Regions from separate parts of the Mus musculus genome. Here regions 2, 3, 4 and 5 are each linked to region 1. A link is a loop called in an ENCODE intact Hi-C map of the cell type or tissue named here. Cell type or tissue: gastrocnemius. All regions are shown on one strand. Links, peaks and the distances in the headings refer to the core of each region. The heading gives the core; the rest is flanking DNA.

Region 1 (6,289 bases), core at 921-5,920:
GTCCTGTCTGACACAGCTGGGCCACTTCTGGGTGTATACCTGATGGCACTCAAGTCCTTTGAAAGAGCCACGTAGTCAGCAGTTATTGCTATGGTGAAGTGTTTAAAGAGGCAGGGCCTGTTGACAAAACACAGTCTCCTTGATCTTATCTCATGACACCCTGAGTGCTAGGTCATGACAGTCAGGTCACTTTTCAAGGAGAGACTGAGACAGGCAACACTGTTGGCCTGCACTTCAGTCCACCCAGGAGGATGCCCCTTAAGAGTCAACAAGTAGGCAGGGCTGTGGCACACACACACTTTTGATTCTAGCACTCGGGAGGCAGAGGCGAGCAGATCTCTGATTTCGAGGCCAGCCTGGTCTACAGAGTGAGTCCCAGGACAGCCAGAGCTACACAGGGAAACAAACCATCTTGAAGAAACAAAACCAGAAAGGCTCAAGAAGCAAATAACTCAGGTTGTCCTGAAACACCAGGGTCACAAAACCTCCCTCTCCCTGGTGATACTATACAGCAGTAAGGACTGCCAAGGAGGAGAGACTCCCAGGCCTGTGGAGCTGCCTGCGTCTTGTTCAGAGAGCTACAGGATTCCAGCTCTCGTGAGTTGTCACTGGCGTTGGGGTGGGCCTTGGTGATACAGCTGCCTCTGGGTCCCTCACGCTCCTGTAAGTGACCCAATAAACTCACTGGCTCACCAAGTGGGACTTGGGTGGTATCATTGCCTTGGTCTGTCATTGATTCCCTCTCTGGTGTGAGTAGATATGTGTTCACATCTCCCGAGGCATGGTATTACACAAGCACACTGTAAGCTTCTCTCCCTCCTGGGAAGGAAAGACTTTCCCTAGGTTCTGAATAACCCCACTCGGGTCTGGACTTTGCCAAAGCTGTGGTTCCTCCCATCATAAATGTCCATCTTGAGACACAGGTAGGTGGAGATGGTGGGCGAGGCTCTTCCATCTCTGGCCAGGGGAGGTGGGTTGTCAGGCAAAACTTCTGAGTAAACACCATTGGTTTCCTCCGAAACGGGTCCTTGGGCCTGTACTGAGGGCTCTAGCTGTGTGTGCATGGATGGATTCCTAGAGAATGAGGAACCAATGGTATCAATGTATGAATGTCCTGAGCCCTGACTACACCCTTCCAGGGCCAACCCACAACCTCCAGCAGCCTGAAAATGCTAAGGGTTGGCTGCTCCTGTCAACTGACTTGTGGGTCAGCAACTGAATGTGTGCAGCAGCATTCCAAAGGCTGGTGTGGTGGCGTGTGTCTTTAATCCCAGCGCTTTGGAGACAGCGCCAGGCAGATCTCTGTGAGTTCGAGGCCGTCCTGATCTACATAAGGAGTTCTAGGCCAGCTAAGATTATATAGATAGACCTTGTCTTGGACTTGAGGGAGAGAAAGTAAGAGGGGAAAAAAAATGGGAGAAAGCCAGGTGGCACACCCAGGCTCTGCTCTTCTGAGCCCGTGTCCCCACGTTTCTTCAGTGAGCTTGTTTGATTGATTTGTTGTTTGGTTTTGAGAAGTTCTCACATTATAGCCCATGCTGGCCTTAACTGCATGATCTGATCCTCCTGCTTCAGTCTGTCTGAATGCTGGGAGGACAGACACTTATATAACACTACTCACTTCATTGGCTCAGTGTCCGTTCAATGGGCGACTCCCAGGAAGTGTGCCGGCTGGCCTTCGAAGGTTTGGGAACGCAGTGGGTTCTGCCTGCTGCTTAGACTGAGCCCCTCAGAGACCCTGTTCTCTGCCTCTCCCGCATGCAGATGGTGATGGTGTTCAGACTACTCCACCTTCAGTCCTATCAATCTGTTGAGTGCCCTCTTGTAATAATACATGTAATATACACTTAGATATAAATACAATTAGGTATAATATATTAAATATAACATGTTCTACTGGTCCTGTTCTTCTAGAGACCCCCTAATATGCCTGCCACAACCAAAGTCAGATGTGACCCCCCTTTTTCTCCAAGTCGTCCCCACCCCACTTTTCAAACCAAAACCTCCACCTCAGCTCCCTAGAACCTTAGCCTTCGGGCTTCAGGTCCTTTGCAGGTGCAATTCCCTCTGCCTGGTGTTCTCTTCTCCAGATGTGAGCATGGCTTCACCTCTGGAGTGACTTGGCAAAAGGATTACAATACACTTCCCATCCCCCGCCCCGCCCCGCCCCGCCCCGGCGCACCACCACCCTCTAATCCCAAGCACCCTGCCTAGGAGGTCAGCCCAGAGGGTGGGGCCTGCCTGTCCAGTCATGAGGATTGAAATTGTCCCATAAATATGGATGACTAAGTGGTTGAGAGTTAATCGTGGAGGTGGGTGGCGCTGACGCTGAGGTGCTAGGAGCAGGTGGAGAGGGAACAGGAAATGGGTAAGGGGGTATGAGAGCAGGGCTGGAAGCCGGATGTGGTGATGCCTCCCTCTTAGGCTGTGTCAGAATGGCCGACAGAGGGCGCAGCCTGGCATCTGGGAACAGAAACAGCAGTGGCCCAGCCCGGACCTACCAGGCTCCTACCAGGAGAGACTAACCAGTGAGCTCCCGTTGTCCTGGGGGCCAGGAAGTTGGTAGGATCAGGAAGGCTGGGAGCAGAAAGCCAGTTCACCCCTTGACCTTCCCAGCACCTGGCCCTGGATTCCTGTGGGGCTCTGTGACTTTGACAGCATTGCTGGCTTAAGAGCTCAGCTTCCCTCAGGAGCCAGTCCCACCCCTCTGGGCTGTGAACGGCAGCCGGGGCTCAGAGCCGGCTTTGCTCGTATAGCCTCCGCGTCTTTAGTGCGACCTATCTTATTTACATAGTGCCATTCCAGCGGCCAGTTCGAAGAGTGATGGGAGCAGGCAGTGAAGTAAAGCAGGATAAACTGAGCCGGGGCGGGGTCAGGTCTAGCCCAGGTCATACAATTCAGACTAGTCCTAATGATACAGCGACCCCTGCTTGTCAGGCTGGAGTGGGGAGTAGCATTGCTTTGCAGTCGCCCAAAACCCAAGCGGCCCGCATCCTTCCGTCTTCGCTTTCTCGCGTGATCCAAGAAGACGTGAGGCAAGGGCGCAGGGCAGGGAGTGGAGTCCAGTAGGTCAATCCGACCCGCGGGGCCAAGGAGAGCGTGCAGGGGGCCGCATTGTCCCGGAGCTCTGGCTGGGACAAGAGGGCGAGGCATGGTATCCATGTCTGTGCAGCGGAGCAGCGGCCAGCACTGCCCCCTAGCGGTAGAGGGAGGAACCACGGAGTCTCTAGGATGTGTCTCCCGGTAGGGTGCCAGGACCTGGCAGCCGGGGCTCCAGGACTCCTCTGGGTCTGCGAGTTCGGGACCCACCATTGACACTGCTCCCAACTCCTCCAGCCATGTACCCCCCCCCCAAGGCTCCTTCCTACGGAAATTTGCCGCCTGCACTCGAACCAGCCCCTGTCCTGGCCACCTCAGCCACCGAGGCCCCTCAACATCCTGCTAGACGCTGGCTTTCCTTTCCTCCATGACCCTTTCCTCTCATAGCATGGTGCATCCTGCCAATCCCTTTAGGTTCCCACAGGGTCCCAGGCTTTGAGTTGTGTGACACCCACGTTTACAAGGCTTCAAGGTGACAGCTGTGTCGACATGGCGACACGCCATTTCACCCTACCGACCTAGAAACACACTGGCCTGTGTCTGCACAGTGCCCTCTGCCTGAGGCAAAGGTGGCCCAAGTCCAGCAGCCCTCTGCACCTCTCGCTCCAGTCAGAGCCGGCCATGTTCTCCATCTGGAATGCTGTCCTCCCAGCCTAGCTTGCTCACCAAGCACGGTAACTATGCCTCCAGGGATCTTCCCTGGGCCCCTCGGGCTCCGGCCTGTCCTTCCCCAGGTGCACGTTTATGAGGCTCCTGGGCGCCTGCAGGGCTGAGGGCTGAACACAGGAAGATGAACTGAACACAGAACAACCTAAGAAGAGGGCTTCCTAGCACCCGGGGGGCAGCAAGGAACCCCAATGACACAGCAATGCAGTACAGAAGGTGTTCACCTCTGGCTAGAGGAAATGACAAGGTTCTTGGGAAAGCTACCTCCCAGAGGCTGCAGAGCAGGAAGAAACAGTCTGGGAGGGGCTCCCCGGCTGGAAAAGGGATTTGGGCAAACTGTCATCCTTTCTGGACTTTAATCCCAGCACCGGGGAGGCAGACAGGCCTGGTTTACATAGAGAGTTCTAGGCCAGCCAGAGATACACAGTAACACCATGTCTCAAAAACAAACAAATGGGCTGAACTCCACCAGGTCTGGTGGCTCCCACCTGTAATCCCCATACTCAGGAAGCTGAAGCAGGGGAGTTTCTGTGAGTTCAAGTGCAACCTGGCTACACAGTGAAACCCTATCTCACAAAACAAAAACAGAGCTGGAGAGATGGCTCACCGGTTAAGAGCACTGACTGCTCTTCCAGAGTGTGTCACTGTGGGTGTGGGGTTTAAGACTGCCTGGAAGCCAGTATTCTGCTAGCAGCCTTCAGATGAAGATGTAGAACTCTCAGCTTCTCCTGCACCATGCCTGCCTGGATGCTGCTATGGTCCCGCTATGATGAAAATGGACTGATCCTCTGAACCTGTAAAGCCCCAATAAAATGTTGTCCTTATAAGAGTTGCCTTGGCCAGGCAGTGGTGGCGCATGCCTTTTATCCCAGCACTTGGGAGGCAGAGGCAGGCAAATTTCTGAGTTCAAGGCCAGCCTGGTCTACAAACAAAGTGAGTTCCAGGACAGCCAGGGCTATACAGAGAAACCCTGTGTTGAAAAACAAAACAAAATAAAAAAAAAAACCAAAACAAAACAAAAAAAGAGTTGCCTTGGTCATGGTGTCTGTTCACAGCAGTAAAACCCTAACTAAAGACACAGAGGTCCTGAGTTCAATTCCCAGCAACCACATGGTGGCTCACAATCATCTATAATGGGATCCGATGCCCTCTTCTGGTGTGTTTGAAGACAGCTACAGTGTAGTCACATACATAAAATATAGTACTGGTTTGGGAGGGAAAGGAGTACGGTGGGAGAAAGGTTTGCATATTAAGTGACCCCGAGAGGCAGGAGACTCCCTGGGTGTTCTGTCACTGCTGGATAAGAACCAGTCCTGCAGGGTGGCTTAGAAGCCCAGTCTCTGTAACCTCTCACGGCTCCCGGATGGTCCTGCAGTCCTGCTTCCTGCGCTTACACAGCTGCAATCATCTGGAGGCTCAATAGGTGAAAAGTCCCGAGAGGCTTCATCGGCTGATTCTGGATAATGACAGGGCTCAGCTGGCTGCTTCCTAGTCTGCTGGGGCTCTTGCCCTAAGTAGGGCCTTTGGCTCCCCTCTGCAAGGCTTCTTACCACACTAGCCTGGGCTCCCTTACAGCATGGCAGTCTGGTTGCATCAATCACATCTGTGGGTGAAGGATGAAGCATGAAGAAGACAGCTGTGTTAGGTAAGGGTCTCTCAGAAATGGCTGTGGTGATTTTCAGGCTGAGCTGGAGGAGCTGTGCAAAGGTGAATCAAGGCAGAGAGTGGAAGCCGCTACTGCCAACAGTCTCAACTGAGACGACCTGACAGGAGTGTGAGAAGGGGGCGGAGCCGTGAGAGAGGGGCAAGAGCCTTGCAAGAAGGGGCGGGGCCATGCGAGAAGGGGGCGGGGCAGGCAAGTGGGTCGGTGGGCAGTGCCCGGTATGCATGCGGGTGTGTGGGTCTTGTGGCCTGAACATTAAAGATGAACTTTTGCCAGGTGCAACACGTAATACAACATTGTATGTGGTGGGTGTGCCAGCTAGGTGCCAAGACGACATGTCCTTAGACGATAGGCAGAGACAAACATTCTGCCCTCCTGGACTGCCACATGACTATGGAAATGAAGGAAAACATCACTAAGTTGGGCTGGTTTCAGAGACCTTTACTTCTAGCACACTTGGGAGACAGAAACAAGTTCATCTCTGTGAGTTCAAGGCCAGCTTGGTCTGCAGAGAGAGTTCCAGGCCTCCGGGGCTACACAGTGAGATCCTGTCCCAAAAAAAAAAAAAAAAAAAAAAAAAAAAAGTGTGTGTGGTGGGGATGGACTGTCGTTCTTGCAGAGGACCCGCTTCAATTCCTAGAACCTAATGATGGCTTGCAACTATCTGTAAACTATCTATAGCTCAGTTCCAGGGAACCTAACACCCTTTGTTTGGCTTCTGTGGGCATCAGGCATGCACAATACATGCATGAAAGCTTATAACACACATAAAATAAAATAAATATGTACAAAAAGAAATTTTTAAAAAAAAGAAAAATTTCTGAAAATAAAAATAAATCTTCAAAAAAAAAAAAAAATACA
Region 2 (6,289 bases), core at 389-5,388, 56 kb before region 1:
GCCTCTTGACCAGTGCAATTTATTGTTCTTGGGAGTTTTATATTTAAAATTACTTTTAAAAACAGGGTTTCTAACTCATTCTGTGCACCACACTGACCTTGAATTCAGAATTCCACCTGCCTCTGCCTTCTGAGTGCTGGCATCAAAGTCTCGTGCCACTACGCCCAGCCCTAAAAATGATGTTTAAGTACTGATTTTCTTTGGCATAGCAAATATGTTTGGCTTCAGAGCTAGCCGTGTACCAGCACATTCCCTAGGAGCTGATGTGAGGCCCACTCCTGCATCATCAGAGCTGAGAGCACGACGCTTACCAGCTTGCACCATGTGCAGCTCCGGGCTGAGCACTTCACACACTTAAATCACTTCTGTAAAAACAAACTAGGGGGGCTGGAGAGATGGCTCAGCAGGTGAGAGCACTTAGGTCAGAGCACTGACTAGTCTTCCAGGGGTCCTTCCTGAGGTCAATTCCCAGCAACCACATGGTGCTCACAGCCATCTGTGATGGGATCCGATGCCCTCTTCTGGGGTGTCTGAGGACAGTGGCAGTGTACTCATAAGTAAATCAATCTGTAAAAAAAAAAAAACCCAAAAAACAAAAAAAAAACAAACAAAATAGGACCCAGGTTTAGTTGCCCCGTTGTATGGAGGAGGAAGTTGAGCCTCAGAATGGTAAAGTAGTGCATGCACCGGATCACGCTACAAGTGAAGTCAGGGTAGCCCAGGACTTCCCCGTCTCTGTGTTCTATCTTAGAAGTGAATGTACAGAACTTGGCGGCTTGTTCTGCATCCTGTGTTCATCTTTTCAGTGCACTGCTTCCTAAGTGCTCTTAACTGACAGTGTATGTGTCCATGCTGGGAGCTCACTGCAAGTGGCAGCTAGCTGTCACTATGGGAAGAGCTATGGGAAACCACAGCAGTGTGGTCACCTGATATAGAGTGTTAGTTGGCAGATCACATCTGTTGGTATATCTTAGAACTTTAGCTTAAGAAAGCCCTCGCCCATGGAAAAGGATCCTGGAGCTCTGAAGTTATCTACCAAGCTTTGCTGTACCTGGTCTTGCTCCAAATAGCAGAAAAGCTGAGAAATGTTGGGTTGTTTGTTTGTTTTATAGGACAAGGGCTAAGTGAAAAGTTTGCTATGGTGAACAAAGCCAGGTGGAGAAAAGGTAGAAACCATTCTCTTTCATAACACTAGCTTCCATATCAGGTATTTGTACAAGTGTGTCTAAAGTAAACCTTTTTTAGCTTTGACTTTTAAACAAATCCTAGCACCATGGGACCAGCATGACAGGTCAGTGGGTTAGGGCTGACACCAAGCTTGAGGACCTGAGTGCCGTCTCTAGGATCCATATGGTGGAAGGACAGAACCAGCTCTCACAAGTCTTCTGCCTGCCACACATGTGCTATGTATAAGGCACACTCGTGTGTGTGTGTGCATACACATGGTTACATTAGACAAGTAATACAAATGAAAAGAATAGCAACAAAGCTTTAGTGTGCAGAATTGAGACAGAATCTCATCCACACTTCCCCAGCTGTTCCCATACAGCAGGCCAGGAGTCCAGAGGTTAGCACAGGGCTTGAAAGACTGTAGTGTAGATAGTTGTGATGCTGTTCCCATAGGGTATCTGTCATAAGTTAAGTGTACAGAAAGATGATTTACATACATGTGTTGATGACCTTGTATAAAGTAAGGTCTCTTGATGTGATGTCATGTAGTCCTAAGCATTCATGGCCTGTATTCTGTGCAGGGCATGTGCACCAGGATAGCTATAAACATAGCCCAATTGTCAAATCATGAACTTACTTTAAATGTTATGCTTTCTGTTGCAGACTTTTTTGTGGGAGGGGTTGTATGGTTCTTGAGTGTGGACTTGCAAGGTGACAATGTCTTGTTTTGACGAGTGGTTGGTTACACCTTCGAGCATTACTTAGGAAGGGTATTATGCTGTGTGAAAGTGTTATCCAAGGATGCTATGGGATCTTCCACAAGGACCAGAACTCCTATTCCAGAATGTTTCTGGGACTGGATCCAAGGAGAGCGGGGTTAGGCAAGGCTTCTCAAGGATCCTTTGACGTCAGTATCCTGCCTACTTGCCTTGTTGGTAACAGTGTGATGAAGGCAGCCGTGTCCCCTGCACAGAACTCACTGGCCTCTGTCCTTGTTAGTTTGCAGAGAGCTGGATGGGCTACTCGGCTCCTGGCTATGGCATCCTCAGCTTGGCGGTCTCGGAAAAGTTTCTCTGGTGCCTGGACTACAAAGGTGGCCTGTTCTGCAGTCCCCTGCCTGGTGCAGGGCTGCGCTGGCAGAGGTTTGAAGATGCTGTCCAGCAGATGGCAGTCTCTCCCTCAGGTTTGCCTCCCAGCTCCTACTTCCCAACCCCCAACACAGCTCCCAGCTCCTAGGGCAGCTCTCCTTTGGCAACAGCAGTGTCAACAGATTGACCTTCCTGCCAGCTTAGCTGGGTACTGTTAAAGATCATGAATGCTTCCTTTGACACTGGTTAGGGTGATGGGTGTTCGGCATACTTGCTTGATTTTTTTGGTTTTTTATTTTATTAATTACAGAAATAACACAAGGAACATATTTTTGTAAGCTATACAAATAATTTGAGTTTTGAGGTTTTTTTTTTATTTTCTCCCCATGTTGGAACATTAAATCCTCATAAAAATAACATATTTCGGTTTGTCAGTGTTGCTCTAAAACAACTGAAGTAGTGAGGCCAGGCCAGGCCTGTAGGTGTGTGCTGGATGTTCCCTGACTGCAGTCGCAAAGGCCTCACACTTTTGTGCATTGTTTCGCATTTTAGTGAACCCAGGAGACTTATTTTGAATACAGTCTGTTAGGCTGAGATAACTCCCTCATCTATGGAGACTCGTGTACTTGTGGTTTTCTTTATTTCTGTTTGTTTTGGTTTTAGACATGGCTGTATAGCACAAGCTGACCTTGAATTCACTGTGGAGTTCTGGCTGGCCTCAGACTGGGTCCTCCTGCCTCAGCCTCCCAAGAGCTGGGCTTATAGGCATAACCCCACTATACTTCATTCGCATTTTCCTAATGCTAGATATGTGCTTATCTCTTTTGAAGCAGTGGGCATCGTGGAGGAGAAACAAAAGAAAGGGCATTCTTGTTAAAGTATTAGTTTATTAGTTGTTTGCTCACTTTCTTTCAGTTTGCTTGACACTTATTTTCCCCTGGAGACTGGGTGAGATAATAGCCCACTCCATTAGCTGGTGTTGTATAATTGTATATCTTCATTTTTTTCCTGTTTCTGTCACATACTTTTAAGCCCATCCTTCTAGCCATTTAGAAGTGTTGATTCTCTGCTGATTGTATTAATTACTTTTTATTTTTCCAACTATTCCTTGGCTGCTGTGGTTGGAGCTGTCTGTCTGTCTGTCTCTGTGAGATCATCTTTCTCAGCTGAGACCCACACATCTTTGGATGCCTCGGGCCCTGTGGTGTTGCAGGGCAGGGCTAGGGGAGAAGCTTGTACATGACTTCTCGGAGGCCTCCGGTAGCTCAGTGCATTCATTCTTTGGTATCCTCTCCTGGCCTAATGCCTTAGCCTCCACTCACAGTGCCTCTGGCCTGCTGCCCACCTTCCTCATTTCCTTTATCCATTCCTCAGAATTTTAAATGAAAACATGACTCACATACACATAAGTGATCCAAAAAAGGCCCTTCCCAAGGTCCCCAAAGTTAGTTTTGGGCACTAATTGTGCCTTATGTGTCAGTAGGCACGTACCTAATGAAATGTCAGCTCTCTCTCCCGACATGAGTGAGTGACTGCCTTGTGCCCACCCTGTGCTATGTGGTGCATCCCCTCTTACATCTAGCCTTTAGATCAGTTCTAAAAGGTGGAAATGACCCACCTTTCAGTTGAGAAAAGTGAGACTTAGATACATTCATATGTTGACAACATAGAGCTGGTGGGTTTAAACTCTGGCATGGTGGGCTCTTCCTGAGGTGGAAGCAACAAGATGTATTATAGAAAGCTGCCCCTCTCAGGGCTGAGAATGGAGTGTTTGTGTAGGGGAATCTCATGTTTGTTGAACAGTGAGTAGAGTTTTTTTCTCCTAGGGGCTCTTCTCTGGAAGATTGAACAGAAATCTAACCGTGCTTTTGCTTGTGGCAAAGTCACCATCAAGGGGAAGCGGCACTGGTACGAGGCTCTGCCCCAGGCTGTGTTTGTGGCCCTGAGTGATGACACAGCCTGGATCATCAGGACCAACGGAGATCTGTACCTTCAGACAGGTAGTCGAAGGCCATGTACATTGTCCTTGTCACTTGCTGAATCTGCAGCTAGACACATTCTGAGAGCAGTCACAGGATGCAGAGACCGAAAACCAAGTTAAGTGAGAACATTTCTAGAAGCACTGTTTCCCATGGAAGAGCAGTTGCCCCTGACACAGACTGGTCTGGGCAGGGATGAATAGGTGACTGAGTGCAGGGTAGGATGCCTCATGGGGCAGAGCCGGCCGTTCCTGCCGCTGCCCATACCCTGTGCATACCCTGGAGTATCCAGGCTGAAGAGGAAAGCAGGAGCAGTCATGACTTGACAGACATCTCCCTCTTTTCTCAGCTAGGTCACAGCCCAGCACCTGGACACATACTTACATGTGGATTGGGGGAAACAACAAGAAGTAACTTGCTGTAAATAGCAATTGACTTGTCCTAGGAAACTGCCCTTAGGGAAACCTTTAGCTGCTAGACCTGGCACAGTGGGACTCGTTTATTAAAAATACACTGTAATGAGTCAGTGTCTGTGTGCTGTCAGCAGGGGGAACTGTGTGCTGTCAGGGGGAAATGGCCTTGGGAGCAGGGGGCTCTGTCTGTGCTGTCAAGGGGCCATATGGATTTACATGAATATTGATCTAGTCATTTAATACTGATTCTGAGAACATGGCTTCATCTTTGGAGTGAGCTATCAGCCGGGAATGGTTCTCCACCTGGCTCTGTCTCAGTGTGGAGGTCATCACCTGGTCATCAGCACTGCCAACTTCATGGACATGTGTGGGGCTCTAGCCTTCAGCTTAGTTAATTCTCGTGTATTTCAGTGGAAGTTGGATGCTCTGATACACACATGCATATCTAGCTTCTAGGACATTTGACTTTGGTCATGGTAGGAAAGGGGGGATACTACACGTAAGGAAGGAGCAGGTGACCTCCAACCATGCTGTCAGAGCAGTGTCCACATCATCCTTACTCTTCCTGTCCTACTGAATTGGAATCAGTGGTTGGCACCGATTTGCAGAAGTCCTGTGGGCAAGTCCTCATAGTTGCAAACTCTGCTGGTACTCCTGTGATTATACTACTAGGACGTACTTGCTGGCCAAAGCAATAGAACATGGATTTACATATTATCTGTCCAGCCTGCTCCCTCAGTAGTTGCCTTTGATGTCATTTAGAAACATGACACACATTACTGACAGGCCACAAAGAGGTGAGGGGAGCTCCCTGGAGCTGTGACTCTGCATAAGCCTTGCAGTATGATAAGTCTGGGGTTTTACCTGAGCAGTTGTACATGAAAAGGTATCTATTATGAAAGACCACAGATAGCAAAAGTACCAAAAAAAGAAAACCACAGATCAAAAGAGTGTGACAAGCTTCAACTGAGTCTGCGGGGCTCTTCCTCTCTCACTACAGGTCTCAGTGTGGATCGGCCCTGCGCCCGAGCCGTGAAGGTGGACTGTCCATACCCACTGTCCCAGATCGCAGCCCGGAACAGTGTGGTGTGGGCACTGACAGAGCAGAGGGCCCTCCTGTACCGGGAGGGTGTGAGCAGCTTCTGTCCTGAGGGGGAGCAGTGGAAGTGTGACATTGTCAGGTATGGGCCCAGCACTGTGACCTTTATTCCTGAGCCTCTCCTGGCAAAACCAACACTTACAGGTTTCACGGTGGGAGAGTTTTTGCTTTTGTCAAAGTTGGCCTCAATAGACTGGTCTTGGGAATGTTCTGCGCTCCTCTGCTGGTCACATTACCGTTTGTGTTGGGGTTTAGGTATAGAGCTGGGCAGGTAGAGTATTTGCCTAGCACACACAAGGCCCTGAGTTCCATCCTCAGTCATACACAAACTCAGCTGTACTTGCCTGTAGTCTCATCACTTAGGAGCTAGAGGCAACCCGTAATTGCCTCAGTTCAGAGTCATCCTCAGCCTTGGATACATGTCTCCAAAAAAGTGTAGGGGTAGAGCAATGGCTCAGAGGTTAAGAGCACCAGCTGCTCTTCCAAAGGTCCTGAGTTCAATTCCCAGCAACAACATGGTGGCTCACAACCATCTGTAAT
Region 3 (6,289 bases), core at 586-5,585, 570 kb before region 1:
GCGTGCGCCACCACTGCCAGCTCTTGTCCTCATTTTCTTTTTAATTTTTATCTTTTCGTTTTTTCTTTTTAGTTTTTTGTTTTGTGTTTTGTTTTGTTTTGTTTTGTTTTGTTTTTGAGACAGGGTTTCTCTGTGTAGCCCTGGCTATCCCAGAACTCATTATGTAGACCAGGCTGGCCTCAAACACACACATGTCCACCTACCTCTGCCTTCTAAGTGCTGGGGTTGAAGATACCTGCCATCTCCACACCAGCACCACTGGGCTTTTTTCTTTTTCTTTTTACTTTTACTTTTATTAAGCTCTGCCACATGTGTGCAATGCCCATAGAGGCCAGAAGAGGGAGTCAGGCCCCTCTAGAACTAGAATTACAGGCGGCTGTGAGCCAAGGTGTGGGTGCCAAAAAGCCAACTTGGGTCCTCTGCAGGGGCAGCTAGAGCTCTTAACCGCTGAGCCAGCTCTCCAGCCCTCCTAATATTCTAATGAAGAAAATTTCAGAACCAAGTGCCTTCACCTGACAACTCTTCCACATATGGGGGAAATGTCGACACCAATGTTTCCCAACTCATCCAGGAAAGTAGAAAGAGAAGAAACGTTTTCCAGGTCTTAATACAATGCCAGCAGACCCTGGAGAAAGATTAACACATTAATGTTTTAATATCTGAAGCCATCGTTTCTACTAATAGAAACATAAAGATATTAAGATATATATATAATTTGGGGTGAAACAAAGTTTTAACGAAATATCCAGCAATAAATGCCAAGATGCAAAGAGTAACCAACCATCACAGGGGAATCCATGTAACCATTCGTCACAGGAGAGTCCACGTTCGCTACCTTCACGGGAGAATACACGCCCACCAGTCAAGTTTCCCCCCAAAATGCAGAAAGCACTCAGTGCTGTATGAAACACTGTAACTCGACTCTTGGGGTATGTTTTTTCTTTTTTTCTCCTTTCTGTGTGCATATGTATACACACTCATATGTAGATTTGTGTGTGCACGTGTGTAGAAGTACACACGCATACATGAATGCTCGCGGAGGTCAGCGGTCAACACTGGGTTCCTTCCTCAATCATCCGCCAACTTATTTTTTGAGACAGGGTCTCCCACCACACTTGGAGCTCACTAATTTGGCTAGGCTGGCTGGCCGGTGAGCCCTAGAGCATGCGCTGTCTCGCTCAGCTTGGCTGGCTGGTGAGCCCCTGAGCATGCGCTGTCTCGCTCAGCTTTCTTGTGGGTGCTGAGGATCTGAACTTGCACAACAAACACTTCACCAACTGAGCCATCTCCCCGGGCCTCAGTCAGCACTTGTCGTGATTAATTTAATGTACGGACGATACGCAGCCACAAAGTACCAGCTATTTGATCAAACGTCCATCTGTGTCTGAGGTCACTTCTGCATTTTGATAACAACGGAAGCCCGGCCCCAGCAATACACCCTGTTCTCCATGATGTCAATGGGCTTCATCTAAGGAGCTGAAGGCTTGGAACAAAGCCATCAAATCCAACTGTGAGAGGTCTCAGTCAGGAAAGCCACTTGCCGCAAAGGAGTTAGAACTGCTTATAGACTGACCAAAGTCCTTCCAACTTCCTAACAATTCCAATTCCTGACACCGCGATGACATGCCCGCCACACCCTACAACCCCAGACCACCATGAAAATACAGTCCACAAGCCAGAAAAAAAAAAAAAAAATCCCAGTCCATTCCCCGCCCCCTCCTTTTTTGTAGCTAAAATTCCTCCTCAGAGAAGGCATTAGCAAAGTCCACCTCTCCTCCTCCGAAGGTCGCAGGAACACGCCAAGGCATAGTTCTGCCAAAGTGAGTGGGAATCAATGCATTCCTTGGGCTTCTGTACAGAGGGTAAGGCGAGGGATTACAAACACTAGCCACACCTAAAAAGCCTCACCCAGCAAGGACGAGGGCCATCCCTGCAGCCACACAAACAGTCCCGGGGCTGGTCCTTCCCGCCTCTATGTACTTTAGCCCCTCCCCAAGGCCTCGAGCAGAATTGCCACGGGGTAGGGAACAGGTGGATACTTCAGGCAGAATCTAGAGCCCTACCCCACCCACTAGGAGGAGGGGCATAAATGGTCAACAAGCCCCGCCCGCGTAACCTTTTGCAGGGAAGAAAGGCTGAATGCTCAAGGTGACATTAGGCGTAGACATTTATTTCTGGCAAGTGCTACGTCCCTGACCCAGGGTCACACACACACACCTGTTGACTGTACTGTGTTTCCTGTTAAAATAGGAGGAGCCCAGTTCAGAGCCCCAGCACCGGGTTGCAGGCAGGGCAGGCAGCTGAGGTGAAGCAGAGACAGGAGATCCCAGGACCTTGCTGGCCAGCCATTCTAGCCAAAGGGCCAGTTGAAAGTTCAGTGAGAGACTGTTTCAAAAGGTAAGGTGGAGAAAGATAGAGGAAGACATCCAACATTGATCTCTGGTGTCCCCGTGGTCACAAGCCAGTGAACACACCCACATGCACACATCTGTGTGCACGCCTGACAATACACACACGTGCGCGCGCGCGCATCCATGATGCACACACAATGAAAAACCTAGCATGCAGCCCCAATCACTAACCAGAGAAAGGAAACTGAACGAGATTGTCCTCAAAGCTTTGTTCATCAGCCTAAAGGGTACCAGGGACAGAAGGCTGTTCCCAAGTGTCCTTGGCAGGGTGGGAGTAGAGTGGCCTATGCTGGCACGTTCTGTCCACCTTCCAGGAATAGGCTGCCTGCTGCCTGCAGAAAGGCCAGAGGCTGACATGCGGCAGAGGAAGAGGGATGCAGGCCTAATAATAACTTGAGAAAAACCACCCAGCTGAGAACTCCTAGATGCAATGATAAGCTTTGAACACCAGATGGCGCTCAAGGATCATAGTTGCCCTTTTTTTTTTTTTTTTTTTTTTTTTGAGACAGGGTTTCTCTGTGTAGCTCTGGCTGTCCTGGAACTCACTCTGTAGACCAGGCTGGCCTCGAACTCAGAAATCCACCTGCCTCTGCCTCCCAAGTGCTGGGATTAAAGGCGTGTGCCACCACGCCCGGCCATAGTTGCTTTTAATATCTTGGGCCACAGAAACCACTCATCACTGAGTACATAAGCTTGTTGGCTGTGATTAGCTCCATCCTTGCAACTACCCATGAGGTATTTGGTGTTTCTATTTTACAGATGAAAACTGAAGTTTGAGATCATGCAGTGACCCTTAGCAGAAGGCTCATCACCACGATGGTCACCCTGGGAACCCCAAGCCATTGTGTAAACATTCCAGAGGAAATCTTCCAAGGATGCTCTATCCACCTGTGAGCTGCTGAAAGTGTGTGCCCTAGGGTGAGCCCAAAAAGGGTCCAGCAGTGGGCGCGCGGGGGCAGGGGGGGTGACAGTGGCTGCAGCGCATGCCTTTAATCCCAGCACTTAGACAATCGCAGAAGGATCTCTGAGTTCGAAGCCAACCTGTTCTACAAAGTGAGTTCCAGCACAGCCAGGCCCACACAGAGAAATCCTGTCTCCAAAACAAAAACAAACAAACAACAAACAAAGGGTCTGGCAAATGTGCAGGCTTTTGGCCAGACAACTGAGGCTCTGAGCCAGATCTGAAGTTTCTACAGGACCACATACTGGGATGGGGCAGTATGACACCAGAAAGAGCCCTCCTGCCTGGCTACCAGTTTTAGCTGGGGTTTTACTGCTGTGAACAGACACCATGACCAAGGAAAGTCTTATAAAGGACAACATTTAATTGGAGCTGGCTTACAGGTTCAGAGGTTCAGTCCCTTATCATCAAGGCAGGAACATGGCAGCATCCAGGCAGGCATGGTACAGGCAGAGCTGAGAGTTCTACATCTCCATCTGAAAGCTGCTAGTGGAAAGCTGCTTCCAAGCAGCTAGGATGAGGATCTGAAAGCCCACACCCACAGTGACACACCTACCCCCAACAAAGCCACACCCACTCCAACAAGGCCACACCCTCCAATAACACCACTCCCTGGGCCGAACAAATACAAACCACTACACTATCTAAACCCCATTACACGTGGTCCTGCACATAGGCCTGGGGACTCTGTGCAGAATTCAGGGCCACATCCATCCCTCAGCTCTGCAAAGCCCAACACTCATGGTGCTCCTTCCTGGTAGATACTTTGGGGACAGGGGGACAAATGGAGGAGAAGGTTGGAAAGAAGGGGTGTCACAGACAGACTGCAACAGGGCACAGGGCTGTTTGGGGGACCTGTGAGAAGGTTCCAAGAAGCTGGCATGACGAGAGGGAGGCTTGCTGAGTAGGACAAGGGTGTGTCACAAGAGGCCACCACGCGAGCTTCGGAACAGAGGGTTACCCTGCAGCTACAGAACCCTGTGCTCCAGAGAGCTCAGAGCTCCCGAGGTGTAGGGTAGAGCCCACGTGTAGTTATATAGCTACACCAGGAACCTGGAGGTATACTGCTTGAGAGAATGCCAGGAAGTCAATCCTTATAGCTGTGCTGGGAGACCAATATCAGTCTGCTCTGGAGAGGAGACTGGGCTTGAAAGTTCAGCTCACACGCCACTGCACACAGCCAGTCTCCCTCCCGGGACCAGATCTTTGCACACTTATACTTAGGCCCCATCCTTTGGCAAACCTTCTCCTCCACCTAGAAGGATCACGGCTGATTTCACCCAGTTATTTACCTACTTGTTTTTTGGGTTTTTTTAAAGATGTATTTATTACTATAAACAGGTACACTGGAGCTCTCTTCAGACGCACCAGAAGAGGGCATCAGATCTCATTATGGGTGGTTGCTAGCCACCATGTGGTTGCTGGGATTTGAACTCAGGACCTTTGGAAGAGCAGTCAGTGCTCTTACCTGCTGAGCCATCTCAACAGCCCTACTTACCTTCTTGTAAAAGTAACTTTTATCCCCCTGTACAATTGTCATCTCTGAGGCTCACCACCTCAGTCTGCTAACTGAGACCTGGTCACGAAAGCGTCTAGTCACCGTATAATCTAATCCAGGCCTAGAATGTTTTCAGCCTCTGAGACTTGCTGGAATACACTCACCCCTTCCGAGTTCTTTCTGAACTCTGGCTGGCTGATTCAGCTCTCAGCTGTTCAGGCTCAAACTCCTCTGCACTCTGATTCAATCTGGCTTCTCTCTCAGTTTCTGACTGAATTGTTCTGCTTCGCCTCAAACTAGCTCTGGCAATCCACTCTCATCTTCTGTCTCCTCATTCTCCGGCTCATTATGTCTTCACCTGTATGTAGCCTGTCCTCTGTCTACAACCTGTCTCTGTACAACTATCCCAGAAAACTGCCTCCTCCTCCTTTCTCTCCCTCTCCCTCTCCCTCTCCCCCTCCCCTTCCCTCTCCCTCTCCCCCTCCCCCTTCCCCTTCCCCTGCCACTCCCCTCGCCTCTCTCTCTCTCTCTCTCTCTCTCTCTCTCTCTCTCTCTCTCTCTCTCTCTCTCTGCAATGCTCCCTTAAGTAGCTTCCCTTTCCTCTCTTCTCGTGAGAGTTTGGCATATCCTATTCTGTCAAGTCTCTCTGATTCATCACTGTGTCTGCCACTCAATTAGACATCACATTCAAACATGAGTGCTTCCTTCTACAAACTAACGTTACCTTCATTGTTTGGTGTGTACTAAGGGCATATCTGTATTCTGGCCAGAGGGACTAAAGGGGTGTGTGTGTGTGTGTGTGTGTGTGTGTGTGTGTGTGTGTGTGTGTGTGTGTACACTCATGGGCTGAGCCACACCACAACTAGAAACAGGTTTTTCAGTAGTTAGCACAATCTCAGGATCCACAGTGTGATCAAATATCCTGCAACACCTTCAATATTAGCACTTGAGAACCTGGGATGCCTACCCAAATTACTTGAAGCTATGGCCTCTACTTGGGGTGCCATGCCCGAGCAGCTGAGTGGGAGGGCTCCCCTGCCTCTGTCGTGGAATTCGGATTCCATATTTCCACCATGAGGGCTGTCCCTGAGCCCTATAGAGGGAGGGAGCATAAAACACACACACACACAGACACATGTATGTGAGTCATAACAGCAACACCAGCGCTCGAAGGAGTGCGTTCTCAGCTCAATGTCCGAGGCTCCAAAATCCTGTGTTGAAATCTTTTTTTTTCTTTTCTGCATGTGTGGATGTGATGTACACTGCATATCTGTATGCATTTTTTCGTGTGTGTGAGCACACGTGTGGGGATGCACGTGCAGGTGTGTGCAAAGGCTAACACTACCTGTTTTCCTTGATCACTTCGCACACCAAACACTGAGGCAAGGTTTCTCAATTGAACCCAGAGCTCACCAATCC
Region 4 (6,289 bases), core at 535-5,534, 100 kb before region 1:
ACTTTCAACAGGTCAGGCATGGGGGAGGAAGTGAATGAATGAGAGCCAGGACCTTTTCCCACGGCACTTACTCCAAAAGAGTCAAATAATATACAAGTAAATTGTCTTAACCAGTCCAGACCATAGTACTATGTAAAAAAGGGAACAGAAAGCCAGGAGTCTTGGCAAAGGCTTTAATCCCAGACTAAGGCAAGAAGATTGCTCTAGGTCAGCCAACCACTGAGTTCTGGGTTTCAGTTAGAACTGCCTTTAAAAAAAAAAAAAAGAGGCTAATGTGGGCTCCGTAGTAGGATTAACATAAATAAAAAACAAAATGGGGTTTTGTGTCAGCATGAACCTCTGAGCTGAGGTATAAATAAGCCAGGGAAAGAGGGTCAGCATGGGTCTTATGTGAGTGACCATGAACTTGGTGACTACAAGAAACAGGACAAACCCAGCATGAAGAGGCTCAGAGACACAGCAAACCAGGGCTCACATGGCTAGAGCCATAGGCCACACAGGCCACTTCAAGCACAGCAAAGAGCAGGCAGTGACCTGGAGCAGCTCGGGGTCTCGTCTCATGGTCCACCCTCACTACCAAATGGGTAAACACTTGGTCACCTGTGATAGAGAGTGGAAGGGGTCCCTGGGGATGAGAGCGTCTGAGTGCAGATGGCACAGAGAAGGGGGGTGGGGTCAGAAGAGGGCCCCGAGCAAAACGCCATAAAGAAACCTACTTTGTAAGCTAATTAAAATAAATACATGATGTAAATATGTTCTACCCTCCTATAGGAAGGAGGAGGCAGTGATGAGGACATTGGACACTAGAGGATAATAACAGAATTCTTTTCACTTTTCATTTCAATCTTAATTGTTAAACATCCCCTCACTTGAAAGAAAGAAAGCCAGGCAGCCAGCCTTTAAGGAAAGAAAATTCTTTGGGTTTTTAGTGGAGGATTCCATATGTTAAATTCCATATGGTAAAAGTGTCAACGCAGCAACACATGAAAGGCTTGCACACACAGGTACAATGTCCACCTTTAAGACATGAAATATAACTTTTAATTGTATCTTCACATCTAAATGATCAGATTATTTATTTAGTTAGTTAGTTCTTCGAAATAGGGTTTCTCTATGTAGCCCTGGCTGTTCTGGAACTCACTCTGTAGACCAGGCTGGCCTCGAACTCAGAAATCCACCTGCCTCTGCCCCCCTATTTTTTTTGTTGTTAGGGTTTTATTGCTGTAAAGAGATGCCAAGGACCATAGCAACCCTTATAAAGGACAACATTTAATTGGGGCTGGCTTACAGTTCACAGGTATAATCGATTATCCTAATGGTGGGAAGCATGGCAGGCAGACCTGGTGCTGGAGAAGTTAGCTGAGAGTTCTACAATTAGTTCAGCAGGCAGCAGAAAGAGACATTGGGTCTGGCTTGACTATCTGAAACCTTAAAGCCCACCCACTGTGACATGTCCTCCAACAAACTCACACCCATTAGTGCTACTCCCTAAGAGCTTCCGGGGCAGATTTCATTTTTAAAGATCTGTTTTTATGTGTGTGAATGTGTGGGAGTGGCTGCTGAGGCCAGAAGGGTGACTGGTGGCCTGGAGCTGGAGTTACAGGTGTTTGAGAGCTGCCCAGTGTCATGTGGAGATCTAAATTCCAATGCTCTAGAACCGAGCCAAAAAATCTTCAGCTTCCAGTTTTATTTTTCTGTAATTTAACAAAACCTTCTTTAGGAGACTATACTATTTTGAGACTCTCTTCTTCTGACTTCCAAATTTAAACGCAACCAGAATTTATAGCTAAAATTCTACTTGTATATAATTGCTAACTTATCTGTAAGTTGCAATAAATATATTTGCAATAGTTAAATGCAAAAAGGGAAGTCATTGTCCTGGTTACTTTTGTGGTTAACTTGGTCAACCTGGGAAGAGAGAACCACAGTGTAACAACTGTTCGTGAGGATGTCTGCATGGTGAATGATGTACAAGGGCCTAACTCTCTGTGGTGCCGCAGCCCTTGGGCAATTGGTCCTGGGCTGTGTAAGAAACGATCTGAGGGGCTGGAGATGGCTCTGCGGACCTAGCACCCAAAAGAGGCTTACAATCAGCTGAGATTCCTATTCCAGAAGATACCATGTCCTCTTCTGGCCCCTGTGGATACAGCTGACACATGGTACGTTTACATAAATGTAGGTATTATACACGGAGAAGAAAATCCTAGGAAAAAGCAAGCCAGTAAGCAGCTATTCTTCATGGCTCCTGCCTCTGGTTCTGCTTGGGTTCCTACCGAGTTCCTTCATAGATGGATTGGGACCTGGAAGGGTAAGACAAATAAACCCTTTCCTTCCCAAGATGCTTTTTGGTGACGGTATTTTACCATGGCAACAGGAAGCAAGTTGAACAGTTATTTCCATCAAGAAGTCTTCCTGGACTCTCCCCCCCCAACCCCCGCCGCCGCCGCCCCCACTTCCACCCCTGGTTGCATTACGAGTCACTGCAGTAGACATATTATCTCCTATTCGTTGGCTGTCATCACATCCCCTAGTGAGTCAATTTCTTCTATTTCTTAATTCTATTTTCTCCGCAGGACTGAGTTCAACCACAGTAGGAGTTATGTCTTGTTCCCTCCCATAACTTGCACACACAGCTGATTGAGAATCAAACGGGCTCCATGGAGGAACTGCTCTCACCTCCTGCATTACATTCGTCCTTCTTCGGTAGGGGTCCCTAAGGGTGAGGATCACGGCTGACTAAGTTTGCCGGACCCACTTAGGAACCAAAAGCACAGCTCTGACTTCTAGACACTCAGAGACAAATGGGGAGATGTCAGTAATGTGAGTCGCAGGGCAGCTGGTAGAGAGAGAGGCACAGCAGTTTAGCTGCTTACCTCTTGTAAGCTACCAAAGCAAAACGGGACTCAGCAAGCCATACGCTAACGCACTGACCCATGCGACACGAACCGACAGAGACAGCCTTTATTACACACTGCAAGCTCCACGGCCCGTCTTACTGAATGCCGGAGTTTAGGGAAGGGTTCTCCGAGGGGCTGGCACGTCAGGCTTGGCTCCAATGTGCTCAGGGATGCTCTGAGCGTCACACCACTGACACTTCACGCACATCACCGCACTCAGACGACACTCACACCGTAATGAACAAGGCTCCCGGCAGCCCACGAGGTCCAGGCGCGCCCTGCATGTCACGTCGCGCGCGGACTCATGACCTCCCCCACCCACCCTCCCACCCCTCATGACCACGTCCACGACCTGCAGCCCCCACAACTAGGGAAACACAGCACTGTCACGCACCTTCCATGCGGCGGCCCACAGGTAGATTCCTGAGAAGACCCAAAAACCCGCCTGCGAACTGAGGAAGTGACGTCACTTCCGTCCTTGGGCCCGCCCACACTTGTGGCTCTGCCGCTCTAGCCCTCCGCGGAGTCACTGCTACTCTCTGAGGCCTAACCCGTTGCCTAGGCAACAGGCTCCCAGCAGCCCCTGCGGCCCGGAGTCCATCCCGCCTCCTCCGGGTTGGCGGGGCTGAGGTGTCCTGAGGGGCTGCCGCGGGAGGTGAGTTCGGGAGCGCGCGGGCGGGTGCCGGACGCCTCCGACGTCCCCGACGCCGCCCCTCGCCTTTCCTCCCCCTGGCAGAGCCGCCTTCCCCTGTCTCAGCCCCTCAGCGTCTCCACAGCCGCGTCGCCGTCCCCCTGGCAGCCGCCGCACGCGGCGCATCTGTCAGCCGGAGTCTGTGCAGAGCACCGGGCGTCGCAGCGTTCGCACACCGCCCCGGGCCGCCCTGGCGTCCCGGCTCCCCTCGCTCCTCCCCTCCTGCCCCACCCTGCATCCCTCTCGCGGCCGGCTCCAGGCTCCTCAGCCTGGAGATTGACATTGCGTTCTGTTCTGTCCCCCCGATCCTCAGCTGGATCCCTTACATTGCCGCTGGCTTGGCCGCCCAGTAGGAGTTGAGTAAGGGTTGGTTAAATGGATACCGAATGCCTCCCGGTGTGGCCCCCGAGGCGGAATGGACAGTGAATGGGGTGACCCTGGGTCAGACTCGGGGTCAGGTCATTGCGCTTCCCCTTCCTACCCGTTTACTGGAGCAAGTGTCAACTTCCTAGCTTCAGTTTCGTCATCCGTAAAATGATAAGTTTTTATCTTGGGATAGTGGAGGATTAAATGGGTCAGTGCATGCATGCACAGCCGACCGTCCAGGGTCTGACTGAATATGATCAAGGTTAGTCTCTGCTGTCACCCACACGGCTCTGTGGGCTTCGCTGCTTTTTCCTCTAGTCCCTTAAGTCTCTGGTTTCCCATTTCTTTCCATCTCCGTCTTTACTTTTCTTTCCTACCCTTTGTGCTTCCTTTCTTTCTCACCGATATTCAGGTATTTTTCTGTTCCATTTGTTGGCAGCATGTGAGGTGTATCGTTTTGTCGTTGACTGGAATGATCATTTGCAGCCAAGGTTTTGAAAACTTTTGGAGCAGGGAGTTGTGGGAAATCAGGTCCTAGGTATGAAGTTGCTCTAGTCTCTTATCGCCAGAGAGTCCTTGTCTTCGAAGCTGTTACACTTTTTGTACCTACTCGCACCCAGCTGTAATGCTGATATACCTGTGATCATTTTGTTTGTTTTTGCAACCTGACTTACAGCCCGTGTTTGTTCATTCATTGAGTGTTTACTAGACTTCCCTCATGCCAGTTGCTGGGCCAGGCCCTAGGGGTGTATGCTTACACTTCACACCTAGTCACTCCCTCAGGAAGGTTGGAGTCTAGCTCTTGAGATTTCAAACCTGAGAATCCCGTCTGGTTTGGGAATCATGGATGGGTAAAATGAAATAAAGTCCTTCAGGGGTTCACTCCCCCCCCCCACCCCGTAACTTTTAAAAATCGTGTTTTATGTGAATGGATGTCTTGCCTCCATGTGTTTTTGTGTACCCACGTGTGTGAAGTGCCTACTGAGGTCAGAAGAGGGTATCAGATGCCCTGGAAGTTAGCTGCCATGTGGGTGCTGGGAATTGAACTCTGGTCCTCTGGAAGGGATACCCTGTGTTACAGGCTGAGCTACCTCTCCGAGAGCCCTAAGCAGTTGTTTTGATGTAGCCACATTGTCTTTTTCAATGGAAGACTGGTTCTTATTGGGTTGGTTTTCAGTTTTTCTTAGGGAAGTTATCTTTTGGGGTTGAAGAGCTCGGAGTCCATTCATAGTAGCCTCTAATTTAAACAAAATAGCTGCTGGCACTTAGTGGAGAGGAGGAAGAAAGCAGACGACAACAATGATCTTGAATTTAGAAAGGTGAAGAACAAATTAGGAGATGGTTATATTAATAAGAATGGACGTTAGGGACAGGGAGTGTGGTAGAATCAGAAGAAGAAATTAGGTGGTGGTTTGTTTTATTTAGGGTTGTTGTTGTTTTCCAAGACAGGGTTTCTCTGTATAGGTGTGGCTGTCCTGGAACTCAGGCCAACTTTGAATTCAAAGATCCTGCCTGCCTCTGGCTGGAACTAAAAGCGTGTGCCAGCCCATCTGGTTTGGTGGTGTTTTCTCTGGATTATTGAGACAGAAGCAGCTTCAGAATGTATGTTTCCCATGAATGTAGCCTTCGGATCTGGTCACGAGATTTCCAGTGAATCTTTGCTGTGGTCTTGGGGCAATGTGGCATAGAATTTTGTTTGTTTTCTTTTGGGGGACAGGATCTCACTATAAAGACCAGACTGTCTACAGCTTGGAGAGATGCTCCTGCCTCAGCCTCCTGAGTGCTTGAATTGTAGGTGTGCACCACCATATGTGGCTCAGCACAGGGGGTTTGAGAGAGATTAACCCAACAAGTATGTGTTGAGTGTTGATTGTACTGTAGCCTATTGGATGTTTCTATTCTTTGTTGTAGTTTGTCTGTTAGACGTGGGGGTTGGCAGAATCTTGCTGTGTAGACTTTGATTGGTGTGTAAACTGTCAGTGTAAGCCAAGCTGGCCTTGAGTTTATAGTGTTCATCCTCTCTTTACTTCCGTGTCCTAGGGTTACAAGCTCATTTAGGGGACCAGCATGGTGCCTTATCAGGTAAGGGCACTTGCCTTGCAAACCTCATGACTTGAGTTCTTAGTAACCCAGAACTGCACCTAATGCTGTGACTTACTGACCTCTCCGTGTCTTTCAAGAAAACATGTTTAAAGCAAAAGTCATTATGACAGCTATGGAAAACAGTTTGACAATGCATTTAAAATTTTTCACTTCTTGAAACCCTTGTTAGTATTGCTAATTCACTTCCACTGGACTAGCCTTTTTCTACTTTTAAATGTTTCCAAGGGTCTGG
Region 5 (6,289 bases), core at 509-5,508, 140 kb before region 1:
CTTGAATTTAGTCGTGGTGGTGACTGTCTTTAACCCCGGCACTGGAGGCAGAAGGACCTCCAGGCTGGAATCAGAGGTGCACCGCTGCACCACGCCTGGCCAGTATTATTCAGCATTCATTTTCTAATCCGGTCTTCTGGTAACCCATCTTTTGTCTGTTAATTTGAAATGTACACATCCTCCAATTCAAATGATAAGGTTTTTTTCTCTCCAGCACAGTCAAGAGGTTGTTAAAACAGAGTCGATATTCTGGAAAATGGGGGTAATTCTCAATTTACGGTTGGAGGGAAGAGAAAAGGAAGAAAATAGTGAAGAAGTAAGTGGGTACGGTGACAGACACCTGTAACACCAGCACTCGGGAGGCTGAGGCTGGCAGATGTGAGCTCCAGGCCATACATGGAGCCTGTTGTTGTTCCACTGAGACAAAGACCCGTGGACAACCTTAGTGAGATGCCAGGGGAGTAACTCAGGACACTGCAGGGTGGAAACTGGCTTCAGTAATGATAAAGATGATAATCAGACCTGGGGTCAGTTCCCATCGCACGCACGCAGGCAAGCACCCACCGTGGCTTATAACCACCGCAGATGATCTGATGTTCTTGCTCACAAGTGCACACATAATACACACATAGTATATACTCAGGCACATACATACATAGTTTAAAATAAAAAGAGAATCCTTTGGTGAAATGCAATAATCAGAGCCTTCCCTGGCAGCAGGCTGTCCCCAGTCCCTCTCCTATGCGTCTCCCTCATCTCACACTGACTCGTGATTGATAGGACCCTCATCCACCCAACAGGGGCTTAATGAGGATGTGTTGACCAGTGGTCCTACTGTGCTACTCAGCGAAGAGCTGACACACAGAACCACTACAGTACAGAGAGAAGTTAGGCTGAGGCTGGGGAGCCGGATGGACAGACTGAAATGTGAGAAGGGTGGACACATGGGTGGATGGATGCATCTGCCCATCTATTTACCCACCCATCCATCTGTCTGTCCATCCATCCATCCATCCATCCATCCATCAATGCATGCATCCATCCATGCATCCCTGAGTGTATACTTTGGCTCAGAGCTTGTGTTGGGCACCCAATGGGTAATATGTCATTCCTGCCCTCGAGATGTTCACTCTAGATGCCAGGTAGCTGTGGGATGGGTCACCCCAGAAACACTTGAGGAGGCTTCAGATGGAGCACTAATGTCAAATATGCAAACATTTTGGGGCTGGAGAGATGGGTCAGTGGTTCCAAGCACTGGCTGCTCTTACAGAAGTCCAGGGTTCCATTCCCAGCAACCACATGGTGGCTCACAGCAATCCCTCTGTTCCAGGGGACTGCCAGTAACACGAGTTGTGTACATAGACCCAGGCAAAACACCCATACACATAAGACAAAACAAAAAATGAAATTAAATGCAAACTTTATAATCCTATTGTGAGGCAGGGTAAAACTGAGCGGACACACGGAAGGGAAAAGTGCTCATTACCCTGGAGTCGCGCTGAAGCCTCATGCCAGCAGGGTGTCAAGCAAGGACTCATGCATAATTGACAATTACTGAGAAGGTTGCCAACATAAAGAGAATATTCCATCTATATAGAAATGCTTAAGATAATAATGTTAAAAACTGGGCATGATGGCACACACCTTCATTTCCAGCACTCAGGGTCAGCCTGGTCTACAGAGGGAGTTCTAGGACACTCTGTGCAGGGTTACACGGAGAAACGTGTCTTGAACTCCACCCTCCCCCAAATAATAATGTTAAGACAACAATAAATTATGTATATATTACCTATTTCTTTTCTCAGGTATAAACTTGCAATTTTCTAGGAACCTCACGAGACTACACTTTATATATGTGAGGATTATAAATTATAATGTGACCTGTAGTTTTATCTGACCAGACTGCAGTCTGTGAAAGGATCCTCTAGAGTCACCCTGAGCAGCCCTCTAAACTCATTTACTGCAGAGGGGAAAAGGTTTCCTCCAGCAACCCTTGTAACCCTTTGTAACTTGAAAGCCACCAACATGTATGTCTGACTGACTGCTCAGACGTTTAAACTGACTCCCTCTCGAGAAGCCCCCTTGTAAATCTTAACTTGGTTGAACCTTTGTCCTAGAATTCATAAAGCCATGGTTCGAGCCCCTGGCACCGCATAAAACCAGAAGTAGTGAGTGGTGCGTGACTGTAACGCCAAGTTTCTCGAGCGGGGTTAGGAAGACTTTTCAATTTGAGGATTAGAGATCAGTGTAAGCCCGGGACTCGGGAACTCCGAAGACCTCCACTGAGGATCCGATCCGGGACATCAGCATGGAGCGAGTGACACTTGGGGATCGAAACATTAACAGAGCGGCGGCGGCAGCAATTTAGTACAAGCCCCGGAGCCATGGAGATGTTTTGGCCTGCCGGGCACGCGTAGGTTCCGCCCTCTACCGGGTGACGCACTTCCGCCCCGCCCCTACAGACGACACGGGTTCGAGTCCCCCCCCATAGGCCGCCATGGCAGGCGCGGAACCGGAGTCCGGGAATGTCGGCGACAGTGGCTCGACTCTTCCCGGCCGGAGCCACGGCGCCGTGCGCTTGGCTCCGCTGGACCCCGAGCAGCTGCGGCGGGTTCTGGAGCAGGTGACTCGGGCGCAGCCACCGCCCAGCACGCTGCCGGCCGCGGCGCGGCGGCTCCGGGACGGGGCCCAACAGGCCCAGCGGGGGCCGGGCGCCGAGGCCCCGCGCCTGCTGACACCGCAGGTGAGGCGCCGCGCGGGGTGGAGGGGCCGGAGCTGGCCGCTGCGGACCGCGTTCGGAGCCTGGGTCGTGTGCGCCCAGCTCTGCGCGCCCGGCCCACCTCGGGGCGTCCTGCTTCCTCCTCTGCGCTCACAGCCCTGCTCCAAGCCCCTCGGCGCCTGGCCCGCCCTACAGCAACTTGTCCTTCCTTCAGCATCTATGGGGCGCTAGAAGTATGCCAGGTTCTACACTGAGGCCAAGTGTATTCTCAACGGCCAGCGGGTAGCATAAGTCACGTCTTGGGGGTGGGGGGTGACAAGGGAGAACTTTCTCCTGATCGGTTCTGGAGCTGGAACCCAGAGCTGAGTGAATTTAGAGGAAAGCGGTGGCGGCACGCGCAGCCACTGACCCAGAACTGAGCCTGAGTGGAGAGAACTTTGCTGGAGACTTTGGCAAACTTCAGTGTCCAATACAGTAGCAAAGAAGCACAGGAAGGCGCCGCACTGCAGAACTCCCTCCCTCCCGGCGGGTTTACCCCCTAGCTCACACAGATTTGGGCTGTTTTGAGAGTAGCCATTAAAATCTGGCTTCTCCTGGGAGGGTCCAGGTAGCTCCTGAAACTGAAGGTACTCTATGTCGGTCGTAAGAAGACCTGCTGGCTTTTGCAAATGACAACACACACCTCACCTCAGGGGAGAGACCAGGAGAGAGAGCTGCCTCCACCAAAAATAGGGCAGAGAATAGAATTCTGTGGTCTCCAGTGGTTTTGAGGTAGATATTGGCTATTCAAGGCGTGCTGTCTTCCTGACAGCACTTGCTAGAAGAGTGACCCTTGGTGACTGACCCTCGTTGGGCATTGGCTTCTCTGCCTGCAGGAAGGATGGCTCACTATCTAAGGTTCCTCACTGGTAGACTGCTGCCCTAGGGAGCAAGTCTGAGACAGACGTGACACACCATTGGTGCGGCCTCCGTGAAGCTCCTGCTCGGAGCGTCTGCACGCTATCATACATTGTCAGAGAGGCACGGCTGTCAGCGGCCACATGACATGTTTTGCTTTTTGGTTTGTCTCCTTTCTGAGATTAGGTCTTGTTTCCCAGGGTGGCTGCAGACCTGACACATGGCTGAGCATGACTTTAAATCGCTAATCCTTCCTTCCCCTCCTCTAGAGGTGTGTGCGGTGCTGGGGCTGAACTGTGTGGTTCCTCTGTGGTTTAACACTCTTATCAACCGAACTACATCGCTGCCACCCCAGGGAAACCACACAAGAGAGGTTCAGTGTCTCGGCTTGCTGTACTCTAAGGCTGTGTCCTCCTTACCTTGCTAAATATGGCCACAATTTTGAATTTGATATGACAGCTTTGGAAAGAGGCAGTGATATAATTTCCACCAAAGGAGAGCAAACTTAATCAAAGTTAGCTTGATAGATTTGCTGGTGGTAGCTGGTGTGATGGGGATGGTGAAAACCAGATTCAAATAATGAAAGAATGGACCCCTTTGTGGCCTGGTGTGCAGGATAATCTTCCAGCTTAAACTGTGCCCTGATAACCCAGAGGCCAAGCAGATAAGGATTCTGCCCCCAAGGAGTCTGAGGACTAGGAGGAAGTGACACAAGACCCAGATGATAGCTGGTCAAGGACAAAAAGCTAGAGATGTAACTAACTGAATACATTCAGAAAAAGGAAACGGTCTCTGGGAGCACACAGCTAATGCTGAAAAGCTAGTGTCTGAGCTAGATTTGCCAGGCTGGGTGCCAGCTGGAAATGCAGGAGAGGAGAGGCAGCATTCCGGGGTACACTTGGGGTTCATTGATACAACCAGGATAGCAAGCTCTGGCTCACTGTGGGGACAGCAGACCAAAAGTACAAGCCAGTGACCACCTTCTGGGGTAATGTGGGTCTCTGGTCCCATCTTCACTGTTCCTGACCTATAGACACACTTCAATTCCACCAACAGCTGTGCGCGGTCCTAGCCTTCCAAGAAGCCTCGTTTCCCTTAGACAGAAGTGCCTTGTAATGCCTGACCAATTCATTGTGACCTTCAAGGCACCTGAGAGACAGTCGTCTTCTGGAACGTTCTCGAAGGCCTCTGTTGTGTCACTGTGGCAGTGTTACCTGCCTGACCTGTCTCTGGGGACTACTGTCTCCTTTCAGAATTGTCAGTGAAACATTTGAAAAGACAGGTCTGAGGCGATTGTCCCAGGAGAGGCAATCCTACAGACCTGCAGGGAGTGAGCTGATGCTTATAAATGGGTGCCAGAGGGACTTAAGAACTTCTGCTGAGCTGGACAGTGGTGGCACACGACTTTAATCCCAGCACTTGGGAAGCTGAGGCAGGCAGGTTTCTGAGTTGGAGGCCAGCCTGGTCTACAGAGTGAGTTCCAAGACAGCCAGGGCTACACAGAGAAACCCTGTCTGGAAAAACAAACAAACCAAAGACAAAAAAAAAAAATTGCTGAATCAAATAAACACAAAACAAAGTATCAAGTGTTGTATAACACATTATATGCCCACATAACATAATAAGCCAGTCAGGATCAATAATCAGACCAGTTTTCCTAAAACAAGGGCTGTGTGTGTGTGTGTGTTCATTCATATAATATCTGGCATATCCCAAGATCTTAGATATTCTGGATGGCTTTTAGTAAAGTCCAACAAACAATGGTTCTTGAGGATGTGCACAGTTACTAACTGTCATTGAGTCACACGTAGCCCAGGAATTAGGGGCTTACAGGACACCTAATCCCCACATTTCTTCTTCCTTAATTTCAAAGAGAGGCTGCTGTTTGTAATAGTGTACCCACCCGGCATGCAGACAAGGGGTGTGTTCCAGCTCGACTTTAGTGACAGTTCTTTCCTGTGTGACTCTGTCACTGACCTCTCACTGGTAGATTGGCTCTACAGAGGGTTTGCTGGTGGTCTCAAATGAGTGGAGCTACATTCCCTGGAGAGACACAGACTTTGTCACAATTGGGGATGCTACTGGCATCTGGTGGGTTAAGCCAGTATTCTCTAGTGCACAGGATTGCTGTCCTTTCTACCCCCAACACACACACACACACACACACACCCTAGGTGATCACCAGTCCAGCATATTAATTTGTCTGGAGGGCACAAGCCCGTGCCTGATAGTATCTGTCTGTCTGTCTGTCTGTCTCTCAATGCTGGTCATCTCTGTTCTGTAAGTACAGGGCCTCTTCTCTCCTGCTGTCCCCAACTTCTTTCCAGACAGCTCATTCCTGACACACGTGGCTGTCTCTCATAGGTGGTGCTTAGTAAATATTCGTGGATGCTATTGAAGGCAGCCCTCTTCTTTGGTGGGTATCTGGCTCTTACAGAAAGTGCTGCCTCAGATGTAGGACATACTTTTTGCCCAGTTTTTTGTTGCTGTTTGTTTGTTTGTTTGTTTTTTAAATAGAGTCAGAAAGTGAACTGCTGGGTTAAAGAACATACACAGTTAAGTTTTCGTTGGATTAAAAGAAAACCGTTGCAAGTGCAGATTTCTAGGTGTGTGTTCCTGGAGAAGCTCATACGTGTATATAAGTACAGGCCAGTGGCGCTCTGAGCAGACGCT

The links. Peaks named below come from ENCODE experiments on the same cell type or tissue, not always from the same donor. Only the 100,000 strongest peaks of a DNase experiment are listed, where the experiment ranks them.
Region 2: it touches region 1 in a loop (12-fold over the local background); 29 of 42 quality-filtered maps call a loop at or near these places.
Region 3: a loop joins it to region 1, with 4 times the contacts of the local background. A loop is called at or near these places in 4 of 42 quality-filtered maps.
Region 4: a loop joins it to region 1, with 5 times the contacts of the local background. A loop is called at or near these places in 3 of 42 quality-filtered maps.
Region 5: it touches region 1 in a loop (3-fold over the local background); 7 of 42 quality-filtered maps call a loop at or near these places.

The regions. Positions count from the first base shown.
Region 1 is chr12:110,989,298-110,995,586 of GRCm38, forward strand. 6030440G07Rik (RIKEN cDNA 6030440G07 gene) reads left to right here and starts at 5,101. Exons shown (of 3, transcript NR_036598.1): 1 at 5,101-5,410. In gastrocnemius, for the core only: CTCF peaks have their summits at 2,441 (motif pointing right) and 3,135; DNase peaks (open chromatin) are centred at 2,492, 3,184, 3,622 and 5,575; H3K4me3 peaks cover 1,300 bases; H3K27ac peaks cover 1,826 bases.
Region 2 is chr12:110,934,107-110,940,395 of GRCm38, forward strand. Tecpr2 (tectonin beta-propeller repeat containing 2) reads left to right here. Exons shown (of 20, transcript NM_001289510.1): 10 at 2,170-2,353; 11 at 4,085-4,258; 12 at 5,651-5,831. Among named protein-coding and RNA genes, the nearest start is that of Ankrd9, 42 kb to the right of the region's middle. In gastrocnemius, for the core only: CTCF peaks have their summits at 2,325 (motif pointing right) and 4,789 (motif pointing right); a DNase peak (open chromatin) is centred at 2,356; H3K27ac peaks cover 3,347 bases.
Region 3 is chr12:110,416,098-110,422,386 of GRCm38, forward strand. It overlaps Gm40577 (a long non-coding RNA gene), which reads right to left and starts at 1,967. Exons shown (of 3, transcript XR_873021.2): 1 at 1,909-1,967; 2 at 513-625. In gastrocnemius, for the core only: CTCF peaks have their summits at 2,824 (motif pointing right) and 3,024; a DNase peak (open chromatin) is centred at 2,802.
Region 4 is chr12:110,885,775-110,892,063 of GRCm38, forward strand. It overlaps Cinp (cyclin-dependent kinase 2 interacting protein), which reads right to left and starts at 3,371. Exons shown (of 5, transcript NM_026048.4): 1 at 3,292-3,371. The coding sequence starts at 3,298. Tecpr2 (tectonin beta-propeller repeat containing 2) reads left to right here and starts at 3,490. Exons shown (of 20, transcript NM_001289510.1): 1 at 3,490-3,552. In gastrocnemius, for the core only: no CTCF peak of the experiment used is centred there; DNase peaks (open chromatin) are centred at 3,085 and 3,443; H3K4me3 peaks cover 2,146 bases; H3K27ac peaks cover 1,960 bases.
Region 5 is chr12:110,847,821-110,854,109 of GRCm38, forward strand. Zfp839 (zinc finger protein 839) reads left to right here and starts at 2,459. Exons shown (of 7, transcript NM_001199785.1): 1 at 2,459-2,743. The coding sequence starts at 2,498. In gastrocnemius, for the core only: no CTCF peak of the experiment used is centred there; DNase peaks (open chromatin) are centred at 2,458 and 2,807; H3K4me3 peaks cover 2,003 bases; H3K27ac peaks cover 2,202 bases.